Regions from separate parts of the Homo sapiens genome. Here all the other regions are linked to region 1. The links are chromatin contacts, found by Hi-C or POLR2A ChIA-PET in ENCODE. All regions are on one chromosome and are shown on one strand. The core of a region is the stretch at or near the end of the contact, and the rest is flanking DNA. Distances in the headings are between cores, read along the strand shown. Region 1 holds the start of PSMA3 (proteasome 20S subunit alpha 3). Region 2 holds the start of SAMD4A (sterile alpha motif domain containing 4A). Region 3 holds the start of HIF1A-AS3 (HIF1A antisense RNA 3). Region 4 holds the start of GCH1 (GTP cyclohydrolase 1).

Region 1 (4,705 bases), core at 1,422-3,921:
TTTTCACCCAGACTACAAAACTCATTTTTGAAAAAGATTAATATGGGGCAGTAGAACCAGCACTGGAGTTCGAACATTTAAATTTGTAACGATAACTCTGCCATTAACAAACTAAAAGACTTCAAACAAATCATTCGGCATTCACCAAGCAGTTAATGAGTATCTATTATGTTACTATACGGAATACAAAGGTATACTCATTCATTAAGTCCTTCAGTTTCACATCAGACATGAATCTAGGTGCTAGAGGTACAGCAGTAAATCAGAAAAGGCACTAAGATGAAAATAAAAGAGTAAAGCAATGAACTACTACAGACTACATCATCAGGGAAGGCCTTCTGGGCAGTTATATTTAGGCTGAGTCAAACCTAAATGACAAGGAGCTAGCCATTTAAGATATGAAGGAAAAGTCTTCTTGACATTTGGCACAAAGATCTTAGGGTAGAAATAAGGCTAGCACAGTCAAGAAACAGAAATAAGGTCACTGTGTCCCAAGCACTGTAAGCAGCAGAAAGAAGAGTAAACTGTGTTAGTGAGGTAGCTGAGGGCCAGATTATGTTGTGTCTTCCAGGATGGAAAAAGGACTCTGTATTTTATTCTAAATGCAATGAGAAATTTAAGCAGGGGGAGTGGTATCATCTATATTTTTAAAAACATCATTCTGGCTTTATGCGGAAAATAAGCTGTAGAGAGAACAACAGAAGCAAAGATAAGGTGTTCCAAAGATAGCGGTAGTAGCTTAGACGAGAGAAGAGGTAGAAGGGAATATTTTTTGAGAGTAGAGTAAAATATAAAAATAATAAAAATAAACTTGCTAGGCCAGGCGTGATGGCTCATGCCTGTAATCCCAGCACTTTGGGAGGGTGAGGCGGGCTGATCACAAGGTCAAGAGATGGAGACCATCCTGGCCAACATGGTGAAACCTCATCTCTACGAAAAATACAAAAATTAGCTGGGCGTGGTGGTGCGCACCTGTAGTCCCAGCTCTTCGGGAGGCTGAGACAGGAGAATTGCTTGAACCTGGGAGGCACAGGTTGCAGTGAGCCAAGATCGTGCCACTGCACTCCAGCCTGGCAACAGAGCAAGACTCCGTCTCAAACAAAATAAAAATAAAAAAATAAACTTGCTAAAGCGTTGGTTCTGGGAGTAAAGTAAAAAAAGGAATTAAAGATGAATAACAGATTTTTTCATATGACCATTCACTGAGCTGAAGACTGTAGTAGATGCAAAATGGCAAGGTGAGGAGAAAACCCAGAGCTCTACTTTCACATGCAGTACGAAATGACTATTAAACGATCAAGTGAACAGACATGTCAAGCAGACAAACAAATATTCGTATCTGGAGTTCTTGGGAGAAATGAAGACAGAAGAAAAGCCTTCAGCAGTGGTACTTTCTGAGTCTGTTTCCTGATCTGTTAAACCCAGATCATTAACCCTACCATTGTTACTAAAATATCCCACATGGTTACATTATCAAGTATTCTTTAAAAGGTTTGTAGAATGAAATACTATTAATTCAAGGTAATATTAATATAATTGCAAAGTCAGTTTGCTACAAGATTTAATATTGAGCATTTACTTATCCAAGAAAAGTATGGCAGAACTTTAGCATTCATAACTGAATGGATTAAACCATTCCAGACATAAGTTGCCTATTATCAAATTTAGAACACCGGTACTTGAACTTAAGGCTGAGCATGAGAATCTTGTTAAGAAGTAGAAATTGAGGAACTGAGAAACTCATTATTCAATAACTCTAGTGCAAATAACCAATAAATCTTTTAGAAACTGTATTTTCTATATAGAGAAGTACATAAAAGGAGTAAACTGACTGCACATATGCAATACGTTTAACAAAGGAAAGCCAAACAAGTTAACAAGTCCCACTGCAAAATCCTCAACAGTCTATGAAAAGTCTGAAGCTGTTAAGTTCCTAAGTAACCATTTAAACGTTTACGGAATAAATGCCTACAAGCGCTGTTAGGTAATTTGTATAGGAAAAACGAGAAAGGAAAAACTGAAGGATTCATCAGATTGTTTTTCAGACCATTTTTATTAGTTCTGTTCCGACAGGATTTCCAGTGACTCTTAAACTGAGCGGTCAATGATCTGCACACTTAAAGACAGAGAAGGCCTGTGAATCAGCAGCACCCTAGGAACTGCAAACGCAGTCCACAAAAAGCACGATCTCCAGACCCCGGAATCCCAAATCTCACTGCCTCGGTGGTTCTCAAGAGAACACACTATTTCAAGCCCCACGAGTTTCCACTTTCGGTTTCCCTAAGTGGCTGAAGAAAGTGACTCAGCAATCCAAAGCGGCTCCAAACCTCACTGCGGCGACGCCAAGCCGGCTACACCTGCGCTGAAAAGCTTCAGGAGTCACGGTCACCTGAGACGCAGGCCTAGCATATAGGGGATAAAGACGACCGGTCTCCAAACAGCTGCAAATGGCCCACCCAGCCGAAGGCGGTCTCAGAGCACCCCGGGTCCGCGAACCCCATGTGGTCTGTCCGAGTTCCCTTCAACCCCAATCCTTAGGTTAAACTATTACACCGACAGACAGCGAACTCACCCCAGTGCCGATTGAGCTCATCGTGCTAAACCCAAAGGGACGCGTAGGGATTCCAGGCCCGGAGCGCTTCCCCTATACCACAGGATGCCGCAAACTAGTAACAGGCCCGCTCATTGGCTGAACTGCCAACCAATAACCTTTTTCTCTGTGGCTCGTTCCGCGGCTCCGGCCCCCAGGACGAGGAGTATTGTGGGAAAAAAGCGGGCCGCGAGAGGCTGGCGGCGCGCATGTGCAGAAGCAATGGAGGCGGGGTTGGGGAAAGCAAAGGCTCCTCCTTCGGTTCGCGTACTTTGAGCCGCTTGGCGTCGTGGTATCTGAGAAGCTGCTCTATTCCTTTCCTTGGAATTATTATTTATCTTTTATATTATTATTCTCTCCTCACTTTATTCTTTCTTTAAGCCAAAGGGAGAGATGCTGGTATACTCTCACAAAAAGTAGAAAAAGCAGTAGGCGCGAAGTAACCTGTCTTCCTCCGCGTCCCGACCCTGACCCAGAATCTTGATGGCATCCACTTCACCTCCTTGTGCTCAGGCTCTCGTGAAGTTTCACTTAAAGGGTATCGTCTTTGAATTCAGCTTAGAATTTTACGGAAGTATTAGTGCTCTTTCTATGAGTATAACGCTTTTTGGTAAGAGTTAAAGATAAGTCTGATTAAAGATATTTTTTGAGCGCTAGTATATTCCACGTGTTCAAGAAAAAGCCGTGAACAGAGCATACCCCCATTTCTAATGTAATTTCCATTCAGTGGGAATAAATAGGTAACAATAAATAAGCAAAATAGTAAGAAGAAAGAGTGCTTTAATAGACAATGGAGGTACTAACTTTAGGCAGTGTGCTCAGGGAATGACTTTCTGAGTGAGTGATATTTAAACTAAAATAGGGTAACAAAAGACAGTGGTTTAGGGAACAGTAAAAAACTTGGCTTGCGCTGGGAACTGTCACGTCAGAGTGACCTCTCATAATGATTAAGTGGGGAAGAATGACAGGAAGAGAACAAGTGCACAGGAGACCAAATCTTGAAGTGGTTTGAATTTTAATCCGATTGTAAATAGGGCATCAGCATTTTTTTTACTCCTAAATATTAATACGTCAGTGTGTATTTTCCCCCAACACAGGAACATTATTTCACAGAGACACAGTATTATTGTGAAAATCAGAAAATTACCAATACTATGATCTATCAACTTTATGCATTTTTTTTTTTTTTTTGGTAAATGGCCCAATAATGTCCTTCATAGCAAAAGAAAATCCAAGATCACACCTTGCATTCAGTTGTCATGTTTCCAATCTGCTTTAGTCTGGAAAATAGTTGCTTAGTATTTCTTCAGTTTTCATGGCATGAACACTTTTGAAGAATACAAACCATTTATTTTGTAGAATATTCCTTAATTTAGGTTTGATTTTTTTGTTATTTGATTCAAGTGATGCATTTATGGCAGGAATACTACAGAAATGACCTTGTATTCATTCATGTCAGAGCATTACATTAGAAGGGACATGATGTTAGTTGTTTTATTGCTGGTAATGTTAACTTTGATCACTTGCTGAAGATTTATCCCTGATAATGTTTCATTTTTCCCTTTGTAATTAGTATCTTGTGAGGAAATACTTTGAGAATATGTACACATCCTGTTTACGCCTCAACATTTCACTCATTAATTCTAATATCTGATGATTCTTATTTGAATTGATTATTACAATGGTTGCCAAATGGTGATTTTCTAATTCCATCATTCTTTTCACATTTATTATTGGTTTTCTACTGTGAGGTTATCAGGAGTTTTTAAAGCAAGAGAATTATATGATTTGATTTAAATCATTAAATGACCTCTTGTTTCTGTGTGAAGAATGATAGCTAAGGGAAAGAAGAGAGGCAGGGATACTAGTTGGAAAGTTATTGCACTTTTGTGAGCTAGCAGTAATGGAGAGTGATTTGGACTAAAGTGGTGGCAGTGGAGGTGGAAATATGTAGATGGATTTCAGATGTGTAGGGAGCTATGGTTTGAATGTCCCCTTCAAAACACGTGTTGAAATTTAATTGCCAATGTAATGGTATTGCGATGTGGGGCCTTTAAGAGGTGATTAGGTCATGAGGGCACTATGGATGAATGACATTTTCAGAATGGGTTAGTT
Region 2 (4,705 bases), core at 1,241-3,740, 3.7 Mb after region 1:
TACCCAATTATGCTTCCACACCCCAGTGAAGGAGGCTGGCCCTCCAGCTATTTATAAACGTGGAGCTCAACCAAAGGGGGCCCTGTCATCGCCACCCCAGTGAGTCCTGGTGTGAGCTGGGAGGCTCGGGCTCAATGGAATCTCCCTCAATGTGGCCCTCCATACTTGGCCATGCAGGATCTTTCGGGTGCAGTCCTGTCTGGTCAGGAAAAGAACTGTGAAGATTTCCAGCGGTCACTTCCACCCTATGATTCTATATATGGAAGCATCCCATTCTAGTGTTTTCACCATCGTGCACACCATACTAGGGAGGAGGAATGAGTAGGCCGGCTCGCTTCTTGCTGCTCTGAAGGCACACTCACTTTAGTGTCTCCCAGGCCCCACTGCCCTGGACTGGACCTTGTCATCAAATGGCAGCCCAGACCTCTGCTGAGCTTTGCAGGCTCGCAGCTCCAACATGGAACAGCTGGAAGAGGACCCTGCATTCTTTTCTCTGCATAAACACTGGGGACTCTGTTCACCCTCCTGCAGCAGCATGAACTAAAGAATTTCCCCCTATCCAAAATCACAACCATCAGACTTTCCCCCCATCCCCCAGCCTCCTCCTACCCTCCAGGATATAATTTCAGTCTGTCACCACCCACGCTAGCAAATAGGAAACTGCTGGACCTTTCGACTATATTCACTTTCCATACTAGTTGAGGTGTCTGTAAATACTAGCAGGGTAATATGAAACGATTCTGTTCTATTCAGTAAAGTTTCCTAACGAAAAGCATTAAGTAACCCACTTCATGCCTGTCCTTTCTCCAAGACCCTTTTTTTCTACAAGATCCGTATCAATATGGATAATGTCACGAGCAGTAAGCTTAACCGCATTATATATATATATATATATATATATATATATATATATATATATATATATATGCTGCAAATGTCATTTTACTAGTCTCTAGCGTCACCTGCATATTATTCTGAAGACGAAGCTCTAAAACCAGAATATCTGTGGGGAAAAATGAATAATAAAATTGGATTTTCATGTACTCCTCACACAGCCTTATCCAAGCTTGGCTTCTGAAGGGCAGTCCCGGGCATCTATCATGTGTTGCTGAAATCCAGCGAGCCACGTTGCCCAAAAGAAGGAGGAGGAAGGAAAAAACACACACACCCAGAAAATCCAGACTCTACGTGACCTGACTTACTTATTTCCCAGGAAACTGCATGAGAGAAAAATCAATCATTCATGCTACCGTAGCTACCACACGGAAAGGGCTGACGGAGTTCACAGTGGGCAAAATCCCAAAGCGGCCGGCGGAGGTAAGTAGGTGGGGGGCGGTAGTGGGGGGACACCCGGAGGGGGTGGATTCCGAGGGCCTCGGGGCCACGCCGTCCAGGTCCCGGCGCGGCTGGCAGGGACTGGCCTCGGCCTGGCCCGAGGCAGAGAAGCGGAGGGAGGAGCGGGGGTTGGGCAGGCGGGACGGCGGCGGCGGCCGCCGCACACTTACCGGGGCTGTTGGCCTCGCGTTCGAGGACGTGCAGCTCGGCGCAGTCGGCCAGCGAGTGCTCCAGGCAGAGCTGGAGGAAGCGGGCCTGGGTCTGGCTCACGCGCTTGAGCAGCGACAGCAGCGCAACAGTCTGCTCGCACTCGTTCCAGCCCTTAAACCAGCCCGCCAGCACCCCGACCTGGTCGCGAAACATCATGGTTAGGGGGCCGCCCTCGGTCTACAGAGCCCCCTGGGCGCCCCAGCCCGCCCCGCCCGCCCCAAAGTTTGGCGGAGCCGCAGCCCCGCGGCCGGAGACGCGTTCCTGTTCCAAGGTGGCTCTGGTGCCCGGACGCTGCAGGTACTGCCTGGGCTCCTGCCTCTCTTGTCTGGTTTCAGTTACGTTCCGGTGGTTCTGGCTGATTTCCCCAGAGACGATGACAGACAGTAGCACGGAAATGTTTCTTTAAAAAAAAAAACGACTTTTTAAAAATCCCCCACAAGGCACACAACTGAATGAAGAATGCTTTCTCCCCCCTTCTTGCAGCTTTGGGATGGTGATTTCCGGCGTCCTGGGGTCTCCTCCCCGCTGGGCGGCAACTCGGACCCTTCACGCCCGCATTCCCGAGCGGCGATCACCACTGGAAGGAGAGAAAGAGCTGCAGTGAGACCTCGGCTAGCGGAGGAGCGCGCCCTGGGGGGACGAGGGCATCAGAGGGTGCTGGGGCCAGGGGAGGGGGCGTCCCGCGGAAGGTTGGGTTCGCCGAAATCCAGCCGCCCCCTCCGCCCCCTCCGCACCCGATGTGGGAGATGGGCTATTCCCCACCGGGTAACAGCGAGAAGCCTGCTTCCCAGGTGCGGGAGGAGACCCCGCGGCTTCCTGTTGCTGCCGCTGCCAACGGCTGGTGCTCCCCTCACGGCCCGCCTGGGGTGGCCTCGGGCGCCGTGCTTAAGAACGCCAGCACCAGCAACAGATCTTCCCCGCGCAGAAAACTTGCAATGCGGCTGCGAAGGGGCGCGGGGGTGGGGGTGGGAGCTAATGCAAAGCAGAGGCGGAGGCAGCGGCAGCCCGAGTTCCTTCCTCCTCCTCTTACTCCTCCTCCTCCTCCCAGAGAAGCAGCCGAGCGGCTGCAGCTCCATCTACAGCAACAGCCAGCATCTCCACCGCCAGGCGCCCCTCTGGATTTAGGCCGTGAGCAGCCGCGGCAGCAGCTCGAGACAAAAATAAACTCTCTCCACCCAAAGCTCCGCGCCCAGCGGGCGGCGGCGCAACCCAGAGCCCCGGCTCCCCCGCGCCGCGCCGCACCAGCCCACCCGGGAGGTCTCCCTGGGCCTGCTCCGGCCGGAGCGGTCACTGTGCGCGCGCGTGTGCGTGTGTGTGTGCGCGCGTGTGTGGCAGGCATCCTGCCGCCGCCGCCTACGGGCTGGTCTGTCCGGCCCGGAGCCTCGCCCGCGCGTCGCAGGCCGAGGGCGGCACAGCGCTGGGCACACGCCCCGCGAGGGGACGGCCGGGGTCCGCAGCGCTGCTCCCTTCGGCCAGCGGGGCGGCCCCGCGGGGAATGCGGATCGGCGCCGCAGGCACACGCCCCCCAACGACAGCAAAGAAAGTTCGGCTGCGGGGGTTCCCCCAGTCCCATCCCGGTTCTCGTGGCCGCCGCCGGCGGGGAGGAGAACCCAGCGACTCAGCCTTCAAGGAGCCGCTAGCTTCCAACAACACGCTGCTTCCGGCTCCCAGAACTTCTCGGGCGGAGGGGGAAGCCCCCGGGGAGGGGACCCCCAGTGACCCGCGGGTCCCCCGCCGAGGGCCGTAGGGAGGGAGCGCTCACCTCGGCGCGGCTCATCCCGGCGGCTCGGGGGCCCTTGCGCGGGTCCGGGGCCGCGGCGGCTCTCAGCGGGGTTGGGGGCGCCCGGAGCGCCGGCCGCGGGCCATGCCGTCGGGGCGGGCGGCGCGGGGAGAGTGCGGTGCTTCGAGTCGGGGCCGCTGCAGCCGCCGCTGCTGCTGCCTCCAGTGTCGGCTCGCGGAGGACTGAGCCGCCCGAGCCGGAGCTCCCCACATGCTACTGATTAACATACACCATTACATCATGGGCTTGGCAGGGAGCGCCCGAGCGGGGGGAGAGGAACCCGGGCGGCGGCGACGGCACGCGGGGGGAGCCGGGGGGAGGAACCCCGGACCCGGCGCAGGGCGGGGGGACGGATTCCTAAGTGGGGACCAGAAAAAGGGGAGGGGAGCGGAGTGGGAGGAGCTGGTGGCGCAGAGGGGTCGGGTAGAAGGAACCTCCGAGAGGAACGAAGAAGTTCGGGGAAGAGGACGGGTCCGGGTGAATTTCTTCCTGCGGCCGCCTGCGTGTTCTGGAGGGGTCGGGACACTCAAGCCACTGGAGCCCCGGCAGAAAGGGACCCGAGGGCGCTCGGGCGGGGGCGGTGCTGCCACCCGCTGCTTGTCCTTGGGAATGTGGTTCGTCCGCTCGGCTGACCCTCGGCCCTTCTGGGGCCCCGGGGTGGCCGAGGTGTTTGGCCCCCGGGCGGTGAGACCCGAGGTCACTGCCGCACTTGCTGGGATGGGTTCCGGGGGTCGTGGAGGCGAAGGGTTCACGAGGCTGAGGGGCAGTGCGCAGGGTTGGACCTGCCCAGGCGCTAGGTTCCGTGCCGCCCTAGTCCAAGGGCCTGGCCCGGGTCGGGTGCCGGATGCCCTTTGCTCTGGCGCAGGCTCCTAGAGGCCGGCCCGGCGCCTGGCTGAGTCCCACTCTTCCCCGGGGAGGTGGCCGAACTCCTGAGACCGGTCGGGGGAGCTGTGCCTGGCGCGCGGGCTGCGGCTTCTGGCCTGGAGCGGAGGCGAGCGCCGCCCTGGGCGACAAAGAGGCGGGGCGAGGCCACCTGTCAGCGCTTAGGCGTCGCCAGGCCTCGCAACCTTCACCTGGATCTGGAGAGTGCGCAGGGCCGCGGCCACACCGGGGCTTCAGGTCCTTGCCGCGCGAGAGGCGAGGAGGGCGCAGCGCAGAGGCTGAGTGGCGCAGGGTGGGCTGCGAAAGTGCCTCTGCTAGTCTTGAAAGTAAAGGTTTGGTTAAAAATACCCTAAACCCTAAAAACCTCTGTACCTCCTGATATGGGTTGAATATTCGCAAGAAGGACTGGATGACTAAATCTGGGCTATCTCCGTGATTTCAGAGGAAACACTGCTCCCTCCAGCAACTTGAGGCTTTGTTTATACGGGAGTAATTCTG
Region 3 (4,705 bases), core at 904-3,403, 3.5 Mb before region 1:
AAGGTAACGGTGGCTTGGAACATCTCAAAGGGCCAATAAAAACTCTATTTAGATTTCAACTGTGTTTGCACAAGTACAGTTGAATTTGTGAATACCTCACAGAATGGGAATTAACTGCACCCTTGATAGCAGGCACCATATTCTAGAATATTTATATCACCTAGAGGTCTTAGAATAATATCTTGTACTCACTCAACACTACTCATTGATTGAATGGATCTCCCTGGAAGAGCTAGAAAATGGTTCTGTTCCCCACTTTGTTCCTCTGATCATAATTCTTCTCTAGTCTCTGACACACCTGAAATCCTCTCCACCTTGGATCATGTGTGAGTTGTTTTTGCGCATGCAGAGTGGAAGGCTTTAGGACGGATCAAAGATGAGTCAGATGGGAACCATGCTCTGAAGAAACTAAGAGTTTAGTACGAGGGATAAGACATGCAAAAATTATAAGGTTAAAAAAAGAGAAGTGAGAAAGCTAAAGAGGAAGTGATAAGGAAATTCACAGGAATGATAAATATTTGCAGTTGGGAAAACTCTAAGTAAGAGGCAAAGGCTGATGCAAAGTACCTCCCAGGCTGTATTGGCTCCTTTCTAATTTTCCGTATTTGTAGCTCACTTTCTTTAGGTTTTTGCTTTAATATTCTACCAGCAGATTAGGGAGTCAGGCAACAGTTTATGACTTCTGTCCAGCTTGTTTCTGTACGCCTATGAAAGATTTTGTCATAGCAGTTGTATGTAGAACCGTTTTTAAAAATCCATTTCAGAGGAAATAATATTATCCAGTCATATTTGGAAAGGATCTCTACATAAAACAGGGTTTTTAATGTTAATATTTCAAAGATCTTTAAAATTAGATTTTACTTCACAGAATCCTAATCTACTTGTCTGACTTTACACAGTGTTTCTCTACTTTGTAAAAAGCATGACCCTTTGTGATAAATATTACAGCCCCACCAGCCTGCTCTCTTCTATGGAAAATTGTCCATCTATAATGATTATGCATCCGTAGGACCAAAAGAATTATGGCACTCTCATTAAAGGGCACCTCCCTGATTAGACACGAACACACACACATATGATAAGTGAGGCTACAGATCAGTTTTTATTAGTAAAAAAGTATCTAAAACACCTCAACTACTTTTGAAAAGTGTACCTTTGCTTTCTATAAAATGCTATTTGAGGAAACCACAAACAATGAATTTTCCTGAAGGAAACAAATGAAAATAAAATGTAAAATGTAGTGAGCTGTGGATATGCAGAGGCGAAGTTATTTATTCTAAATACCTGGCTTTGTACTTTATAATACATTGTGCAATCTGAACATACCAATTATTACAGAGATTAAGGCTCCAAGCTTTTTCCGTACTCTATACACTCATCTCCCTTCTGTCCAACAAGATTATCTTCTCCCAAAGGATTCTCAATAGCTGGCATACAATAAAATCAAAACAGTAAAAAGCCCAAAAAACCACCCCCCACAAAACCACCAAAATAAAAACGGCACCAAGTGGGATAAAGTTTCGAGATCCTTAACTAGGCATATCTCAACGTGCTTTATTTAAAATAAACGAACTCTTTGAGTGCCTTAAGAGGAATATATTTAAATAAACATAGAACTCCTCTATTTTTGATTAGATGTCTAATTTTTTTTAAAAAAGTATTATATAACTAACCACTATCCAATCTGTTAGAACTCAACTTTTTCTATTCTACAAAGAAAAAGCTTCATACCCCAAAGCATTTGCTTGGGAATTTCGGGAGGCAGCTCTTCCGCAATACATCAAGTCCCATTCGCCCACGCCCCCCCCATCTAAAAAACAAAGTTTGGGGAAGCACTAGGCTTCCGACTTTGACAAGTCCCAGAAGACAAAGCCCAGGGCTGACCCCCCACGCCTGGCGCCGCCCGTTCGCAGGCCAGGAGCGGCCAGGGCCTCCCGCATGCGCTCCCACACGTACGCGCAGCGGGCAGCAGCCACCCCACAGCGTACACGAAAGTCGCCTTGCGCGGCTGGAGCCCTGGAGCCCACGGCCGGGGCCGCGGGCGGGGCCCGGGACTGCGGTGCTGCGCCCGAGCACGTACTGAGGCGTGGCCTGCCGCGCGCCGGGCGGGGCTCGGGAAGTTTCTCGGGTTGGCTTGGGTTTCGCATCCTCATCATGTAGCGCCAGCCACACCAGGAACAGAAGGGTGCCGGGTACCTTCCGCATGCTTGGTATTCTCCCCGCGGGGCTCTGACCGCTGCCGCTCTCAGGCACCTGTCTTTCCTCTCCGTCCCAGAATGGAGCCAAGACAAGGGAATAAACGAAATTCAATAGTACACGGAGATCGGGTGTCTGGGCAGCGTCTTGGAAAAACTATCCACTACAGGTAAGAATAAAAATTATGTCCAAACCTCTGAAAGGTGTGAACACATCAAAGCTCCAGAAGGCGTTCATAGGAAGGTTTATGGTAAAGTATAACTTTTATCCTACAGGGAGACTATTTTTGTATCGAATTCCACTAATTTCACTATTTCTCTGTAAAATAATCTGGGACGACAGGTTCATCTCTATTTAAAGGAACGAAATGTGAGCAAAGTGGTTAGTGGAAAACTTAAAAAAAAAAAAGTAAAAGTTTTTTTCTTTACATTTTTGTTGGTTCCAGCTGGCAACACGTTTGCAAAGGTTTTATTTAACCAAATCTTAATGTTGAAAAAAAGAAAAAAAGAGGATTCTTTACTCTGCAACTTGTTTTAGGTATTGCTACTTAAACATTTTGAACTTTTAGATTAAGTTTCTACAAAGCGAGTAATTTTAAGTTCATCTTTTCTGTACAGAGGCTTCTAGGAGGAAAATAAGATTTGGAATGATAATCGTGAGGTTATAAAAACTTAAACATATCTATTATGCCATTAAGTCAAAACAGCTCTGGGAAAAAATACCATACATTGATACAGTCTTTTATAGTTTGTGCTTTCCCATTCACTACCTTGTTAATTTGAGTTAATGTCTCCATAACTGGATATCTCAATCTCTAGTTCAAATTCAGAACCCACTAAATGGCACTTGAAAACACTTTTATTCATTTCTATTTATGCCCTGCCACTCCTCTTAGGACATTCCCTCAATGTTATGTGATCTCATTACTTTCAAGTGACATCGGATCCTCAGTTTTCCACACCTCCATTGCCGCCTTCTGTTTGCTATTTAAACAAACAGTTAACAATGGAGAAAAGGGTATGTTCAACTGGATTGGCTAGCACTGCAGGGTGGTTAGCTCCATGGACTTTGGAGTCACTCATGGCCACCTCAAAAGCTCCGAGCCTTAGATCACTTCTTCAAGACTATATACTGTATAGATATACTCCTCCCTTATCTGGTACTGCTATGAATGAACTATATATAGCATTTAGATCTCAAATGAAGATTTACCCAAGCTCTAAAAGTAATAGATGGCAGACCAGAAATGTAAGCTTAAGTCTCCTGACTCTAAAGTCAAACTTAGAACAAACTTGGTTTGTTTTTTAATGATACTGCATTAAAAAAATTAAAATAGCTTTATTCTTTTTCTCCTGTATTTTTATGGAATAGCTACATTTCTTTTATACTCAGAACATACATTCTCATTTTTCTGGGTTATGAGTATAAAAGAAATACAGCTGTTTCATAAAGTAAGGATTATAGTTGCCAGGGTTGGGTTATAAGCCTTGGACAAAACCATTATGAAGAAATTTGTGACGGTGCATAAAATTGGGAAGGGCCAGTTCTGCTATTCCGTAGCTTAAAGCACTCCAAGGAGCTTGTTGTCTTAGTGACTGAGCAGTGGGTAAGTACTTGCTTCCTTCCAGCTGTACTGTCCTTTAACGTGGCTTTCCCTTCTCAATGCTTTCAGAAGTCATTTTCCTGAACTCCTGGTCATTACATAATCTGCTTTTACAAATAGTTTTCAACTGAAGCTAATTTGCTATACAAGAATAATTTTTTGTTTTGTGACCTGTGAATACTAAGCAACCACTTTATTCTAAAATACCACTTCTAGTATACTACTATCTGTAACTAAATGTTGAAGCACTTTGGGTCACAGTGTTTGTGCTTAAGTATACCTGTGCCCCCCCCCCCCCCAAATTTTGCACTGAATCTTAGTATTAACTTTTGTTCCAAAATTTTCATATAATTGTAATCACTGTCCTCCATTGTAAGATAAAAAGAGCTACCTAAGAGATCTGTGGCTCAGTTCCTTTTGTTCAGTATATATACCTCAGGGTAAAGGACCTAAGGCTCTGGCACTTCCTACATAATTTGTTCATAAAAATAATTTTCTGTACCTGTAGGTGCAGGGATTCATAGTGATTTTTCTGTTTTAAAAAATATCTTTCTACACTGTCTGATTTTTAAAAATGAGATTATCAGTATAAAAGAAATACAGCTATTTTGTAAAAGAAAAATACAGGAGAAAAAGGATAAAGCTACTTTGTTTTAAAACGCAGTATCATTAAAACAAAAACAAACCAAATTTGTTCTAAGTTTGACTTTAGAGTCAGGAAACTTAAGCTTACATTTTTGGTCTGCCATCTATTACTTTTAAAGCTTGGGCAAATTATTCATTTGAAGTCTAAATTTATTAATCTGTTAATGGGAACAGATTAGAAATCTTCAGAGAAGCTCTAGCCTTTGTAACATTGTGACTATAATGCTGAGAACTGCTTCACTCATCCCATTCATATTTTAA
Region 4 (4,705 bases), core at 1,551-4,050, 3.3 Mb after region 1:
AGAGAGAGAGAGAGAGATTGATTCTATTTTCTGAGGCCTAAAGTGCCCCAACATTGTAACAAAAGACTGTGAGTTATGAACCAGGTACTATGGCTGAAAACCTACATATACATGTATCATCATATCACACTTGGCAAACAACTCTTTGTACATTTCTGTAGCACTGCAGTGTTCAGTCTCTGACTTGGTGTGTCTTTCTCATCTGCCTCTTTGTTCTGCTGCTGTCCTAGAAATTAGAGACTTTAAAAAATTCCTTGGCTTTTTGGTAGAAAGAAACTCCCAGACTGGGTCCAAGCTGAAAATGAATCCCTTACTGGGTGAAAAACATGGATGCGGTAACAATTCCTGGCTGTAAATGCTCATAATATTACTGTTGAACCATTTTATGCTAATAAATTATCTGGGACCTACTTCCCTTTTGGTTTATTCCTCTTTTTTTCTCCTGTTGCTACTTATAACCATCCTTGTCAACTATCTACATTTTACTATTAAATTATTCATATAATGTTGGTGATTTCAAAGTTTTCTTGTATTATTTTTGGGCATTTGGCCGAAAGGCACTGCCTCCATTTTACAAGTTAGCATGTATCCAGAGGCCCTGTCCTGCAACAAAGGTGCAGGTGCCTCAGTGGCAATACGTGTAAGAAAATGTTAATTTTTAGGGTAAAAATTTCATTAGAAACTGTCTTTGTGGAATACAATATTAGTTAATCTTTACACATGTTTTTAAAGGAAGACGAAAGATTGCCACTAAAAATAAATTCGTACTGAAAGCATCTCTATCTACTCTCTCCATTTTTAAAGTACCTCACTTAGTATCTTTGTTTTCATTTGTTAAATGCAAGGTCATCCTTTGAATGTTGTCTTCAACTATGCTTGAAATAGCTTGAGACCCAGCAGATAATTCTGACCAGGAGGTATCAGCAGACAGTGGGCAGCACAGTTAGAGGAAAAAAATGTTGCAGGGCCCCACTCCCAATAAAAACCTACAATAAAAAATTTAAAAATTTTAATAAAGAGGAAAATGACAAAGAGGTTTTCCAAAGGATGTTCATATTCTCTATTTAAAAACCCCACTGGGCCGGGTACGGTGGCTCAGGCCTATAATCCTGAGCCCTGGAGTTCGAGACCAGCTTTGGCAACATGGTGAAACCTTATCTCTACCAAAAATACAAAAATTAGCCAGTCTCATAACCCGCTCTTAAATAAATAGATTAAAATTTAAAAATAAATAAATAAATAAATAAATAAATAAATAAATAACCCCACTGATATGAACATTTCTTCCATTTTGGAGTAAAGGTGCCTACAAGGCTAGGCAATGTCCATATTTCTTTCCTGAATGTTTCCAACGGGGCTGCGCCTAGAGCAGATGTATCATAAATACTAATTACTTATTATAATGACCAAGCTACATTGTTAGCATAGAATAATTCCACAGGCTTCCCTATTGGTTTGTTTGATCCTAAGCCTATTAATACCTGCTTCTATGTCAGAAAATCTACATTAGGCCAGGCATGGTGGCTCACACCTGTAATCCCAGCACTTTGGGAGGCCGAGGCAGGTGGATCACCTGAGGTCAGGAGTTCGAGACCAGCCTGGCCAACATGGCAAAACCCCACCTCTCCTAAAAATACAAAAATTTAGCCGGGCATGGTGGCAGGTGCCTGTAATCCCAGCTACTCAGGAGGCTGAGGCAGGAGAATCGTTTGAACCCAGGAGGCGGAGGATGAAGTGAGCCTCAAAAAAAAAAAAAGAAAAAAAATATTATTTTGATACATGTTTTAAAGCTCACCTTCGGCATTATGAGATAATCCCTCAAGTGAGGAAAAAGGTCCATTTATTAATCTCAAAGAAAACAGTTACAGCAGATGTCACTGGTTAAGAGTTCAGTTGGTGAATAGCATTTCACAATTTGTACCAACATCTGGGGAAAGACGCTTTGCATGGAACTGTAAAACAATTGAGCACCAAATCTGCACAACTGCGTTTCTAGAAAATGCGATGGGTTTTATAGAGATGAGGTCTTGCTATGTTTTCCAGGCTGGTCTCGAACTCTTGGCCTCAAGCGATCCTCCCGCCTCGGTCTCCCCAAGCGCCGGGAGTACAGGCGTGAGCCACCGACGGAAATGGATTTTAAGTGAAAGTCCTATCTTCGTTTGCAAATCAATTTTTCCAGGATCAAAGTTCTAGCAACCATAAATCCTATCCTTCTAGACATAGGGACCCACATAAGGGCCACTTGATGTGACACTTGCCCCGACAGCGGTGCCACCTGGCCCCTAGGTGGCAGGTGCGTTTTTAACTAAACCCAAGAGTCTGAAGTCACATTATTCTCTTGCCTTGAAAGCTTAAGAGTTGGTTCCTAATCGGTGGCTTAACTCGGTCTCTCTCCAGGCAAGGCCACCTGTTTGCTGATCTTTCACAGGGCGAGGGGACCGGAGCCCTTCAATGCAGCGCCCTCTTGGCCTGAAGAGGGGGCGACTGGGCGCCCAGACCGCGTCTTTCTCACTGAGATCCCAGCTCCTGGACGACTGCCTCTTTTCGGGTTCGGCTCATTCCGCAATAAGTGGAGGGGTCCCGCCTGATCCTAGGGGCCGGCGCCCTTTTCCTTCCCTCCCTGCGCTTGCGAACCCCTCCGGGCGTCTCCGGAGCCGCGACCCCTGCTGGGGACCCCGGGGGCGGGAGGCCGAGGGGCGCGGCGAGGGCCGTGACGCGAGGCGGGGCCGGCCAATGGGAGCGCTCCGCGGCGCAGGCTGAGCCGCCGGGCCATAAAAAGGAGGCGCGGCCGGGCTTTCCAGCCTGTGGCCGCTCCCGGCTCGGAGTGTGATCTAAGCAGGTTGCGTACCTTCCTCAGGTGACTCCGGCCACAGCCCATTGTCCGCGGCCACCGGCGGAGTTTAGCCGCAGACCTCGAAGCGCCCCGGGGTCCTTCCCGAACGGCAGCGGCTGCGGCGGGTCCATGGAGAAGGGCCCTGTGCGGGCACCGGCGGAGAAGCCGCGGGGCGCCAGGTGCAGCAATGGGTTCCCCGAGCGGGATCCGCCGCGGCCCGGGCCCAGCAGGCCGGCGGAGAAGCCCCCGCGGCCCGAGGCCAAGAGCGCGCAGCCCGCGGACGGCTGGAAGGGCGAGCGGCCCCGCAGCGAGGAGGATAACGAGCTGAACCTCCCTAACCTGGCAGCCGCCTACTCGTCCATCCTGAGCTCGCTGGGCGAGAACCCCCAGCGGCAAGGGCTGCTCAAGACGCCCTGGAGGGCGGCCTCGGCCATGCAGTTCTTCACCAAGGGCTACCAGGAGACCATCTCAGGTCAGTGCGCCCGCGGGCTGCTAGAGCGTGCGGGCGGCGGGGGCGGTGCTTGCAGGAAACGCGCGCCGGCTCCAGGAAGTTTCCGGAGTTGCCTCACTTTTGGCGCAGGAAGCCGGGCGCTGTCACCTCCGAACCCGCCCTAGCCTGCCGCCCTGCCGAGGCCCTGCGTGGGGCACAGTCGGGGCTTCCTGGGTGGCAGCGACCTCTCAGCCCCGGAACTCGCTGCAGCCGCCTTCCAGGGGCCCTTCCCGCTCCCAGCGCGCAGCCCTCCTAGAACGCCCCGGGTGGGCGTGGACGGGAGCCCGGAGCCCTCTCGCCTGAGCGCCCAGCGCGGGATTCTCGGGGTACCTGCGGTTCCAAACTTGCCCACGATAAGGATCACCTGGGCACTTGCTGCGGCGACGGCTTCCTGGGTAGTTCCTTATTGAGATCCCATTGTCAGGGTGTGTATCTGGATTGAAGCCTCGGCGCGATCCTTCCCCGAAACCTCGGGGACCTGCATTCCCACTGATTTGCCAGGGGATCGGAGTCTTAGAGTTGTGCTTTTTTTTTTGTCCACCTCAAGTTTACTCCAGTTCAGGACATTTACAAAATTCGGCACAATTTTGGGCACGGGCTTCCCCGGAGTTTGAGGTGTGAGGTTGATTGGGTGAGTTTGCTGCTGAAATCTGTTTCCTCCCCCCACCCCCAACCCCGCAAAAAGCAGTAAAGCTACTCCGGGATTCGGAGGGCTCCGTGGGTTCCAGGACTCAGTCTCATCCCCGCACCCTCCCACCCTAAAATAAAGCCGGGTTGACCCGGTGCTGTTAGCGTCTGAGGCGTGTCGGCTTTTCACCCAGAGGGTGGGGATGCAATCAGTGTGGGTAGGATGCAAGATGGGGTGATGGAGAGTGGAAAATGGGGACTTTGCTGCCTGTTGGCCAGAGAAGCAGTATTGGTCTGTGTTTAAAAAAATAAAGCTTCTGGCTTCTACAGCTGGGACCAAAGACATTATTTTCCAGTCTACACCTTCCGTGTGTCTTGGTGACATTTATTTATTTGCCCTAAGAAGCATTCTACCGTTCACTGTTTTTTGAAAGAAAAACAGTGCGCTGGAAAGGCAATCTCCCTGCCCCAGTTATTTCTCTGAAGGAGTGTAGAGCGATTCCACCAAATAGACCCTGGGAAAAAGAAAGTTATTTTTTGCCCAGTCTTCCACACCCCAAAGGAAGGGTGGGAAATCAGAATGTGAAAGAGACGGGGCCCCAAAAGGAAATGATGCTACACTCTAAAACCGGCAGTGACTTCTAGTTCTGTTTCCAAATTCACTTTTTTTTACCCCTCAATTGCAAAAGTTTGGAATCTCAGAAGAGATTTCAAAATACAAAGACTGAAAAATAAACTTTCAGTTTTCTGTGGGA

The links. A loop is a pair of places that touch in the nucleus more often than their neighbours do. ChIA-PET counts read pairs that join two places held with the same protein, here RNA polymerase II (POLR2A). Pooled maps may share reads with other maps.
Region 2: a map of naive thymus-derived CD4-positive, alpha-beta T cell shows a loop between it and region 1 (8-fold over the local background). The contact joins the promoter of SAMD4A here to the promoter of PSMA3 in region 1. A Hi-C loop is called at or near these places in 2 of 168 maps with a recorded cell type or tissue (CD4-positive, alpha-beta memory T cell and naive thymus-derived CD4-positive, alpha-beta T cell) and 8 of 50 pooled maps.
Region 3: a map of B cell shows a loop between it and region 1 (16-fold over the local background). The contact joins the promoter of HIF1A-AS3 here to the promoter of PSMA3 in region 1. A Hi-C loop is called at or near these places in 1 of 168 maps with a recorded cell type or tissue (B cell) and 6 of 50 pooled maps. POLR2A ChIA-PET finds 5 or more read pairs at or near these places in 1 of 52 experiments (endothelial cell of umbilical vein).
Region 4: a loop to region 1 is called in a map of naive thymus-derived CD4-positive, alpha-beta T cell, with 18 times the contacts of the local background. The contact joins the promoter of GCH1 here to the promoter of PSMA3 in region 1. A Hi-C loop is called at or near these places in 2 of 168 maps with a recorded cell type or tissue (CD8-positive, alpha-beta T cell and naive thymus-derived CD4-positive, alpha-beta T cell), 1 of 37 single-sample maps with no recorded cell type and 6 of 50 pooled maps.

Annotation. Positions count from the first base shown.
Region 1 is chr14:58,242,809-58,247,513 of GRCh38, reverse strand. PSMA3 (proteasome 20S subunit alpha 3) reads right to left here and starts at 2,671. Exons shown (of 11, transcript NM_002788.4): 1 at 2,573-2,671. The coding sequence starts at 2,593. RefSeq lists enhancers at 2,198-2,647, 1,762-2,659, 2,828-3,027, 3,068-3,117.
Region 2 is chr14:54,564,913-54,569,617 of GRCh38, reverse strand. SAMD4A (sterile alpha motif domain containing 4A) reads right to left here and starts at 2,490. Exons shown (of 13, transcript NM_015589.6): 1 at 2,280-2,490; 2 at 1,506-2,122. The coding sequence starts at 1,701. RefSeq lists silencers at 1,459-1,518, 1,759-1,818, 2,659-2,848, 2,969-3,018, 3,579-3,708 and 2 more.
Region 3 is chr14:61,748,545-61,753,249 of GRCh38, reverse strand. It overlaps HIF1A-AS3 (HIF1A antisense RNA 3), which reads left to right and starts at 2,153. Exons shown (of 3, transcript NR_144368.1): 1 at 2,153-2,365. It overlaps HIF1A-AS2 (HIF1A antisense RNA 2), which reads left to right and starts at 4,161. Exons shown (of 1, transcript NR_045406.1): 1 at 4,161-4,705. RefSeq lists a silencer at 1,822-2,131.
Region 4 is chr14:54,900,921-54,905,625 of GRCh38, reverse strand. GCH1 (GTP cyclohydrolase 1) reads left to right here and starts at 2,800. Exons shown (of 6, transcript NM_000161.3): 1 at 2,800-3,305. The coding sequence starts at 2,963. RefSeq lists silencers at 2,446-3,085, 3,496-3,545, 3,556-3,615.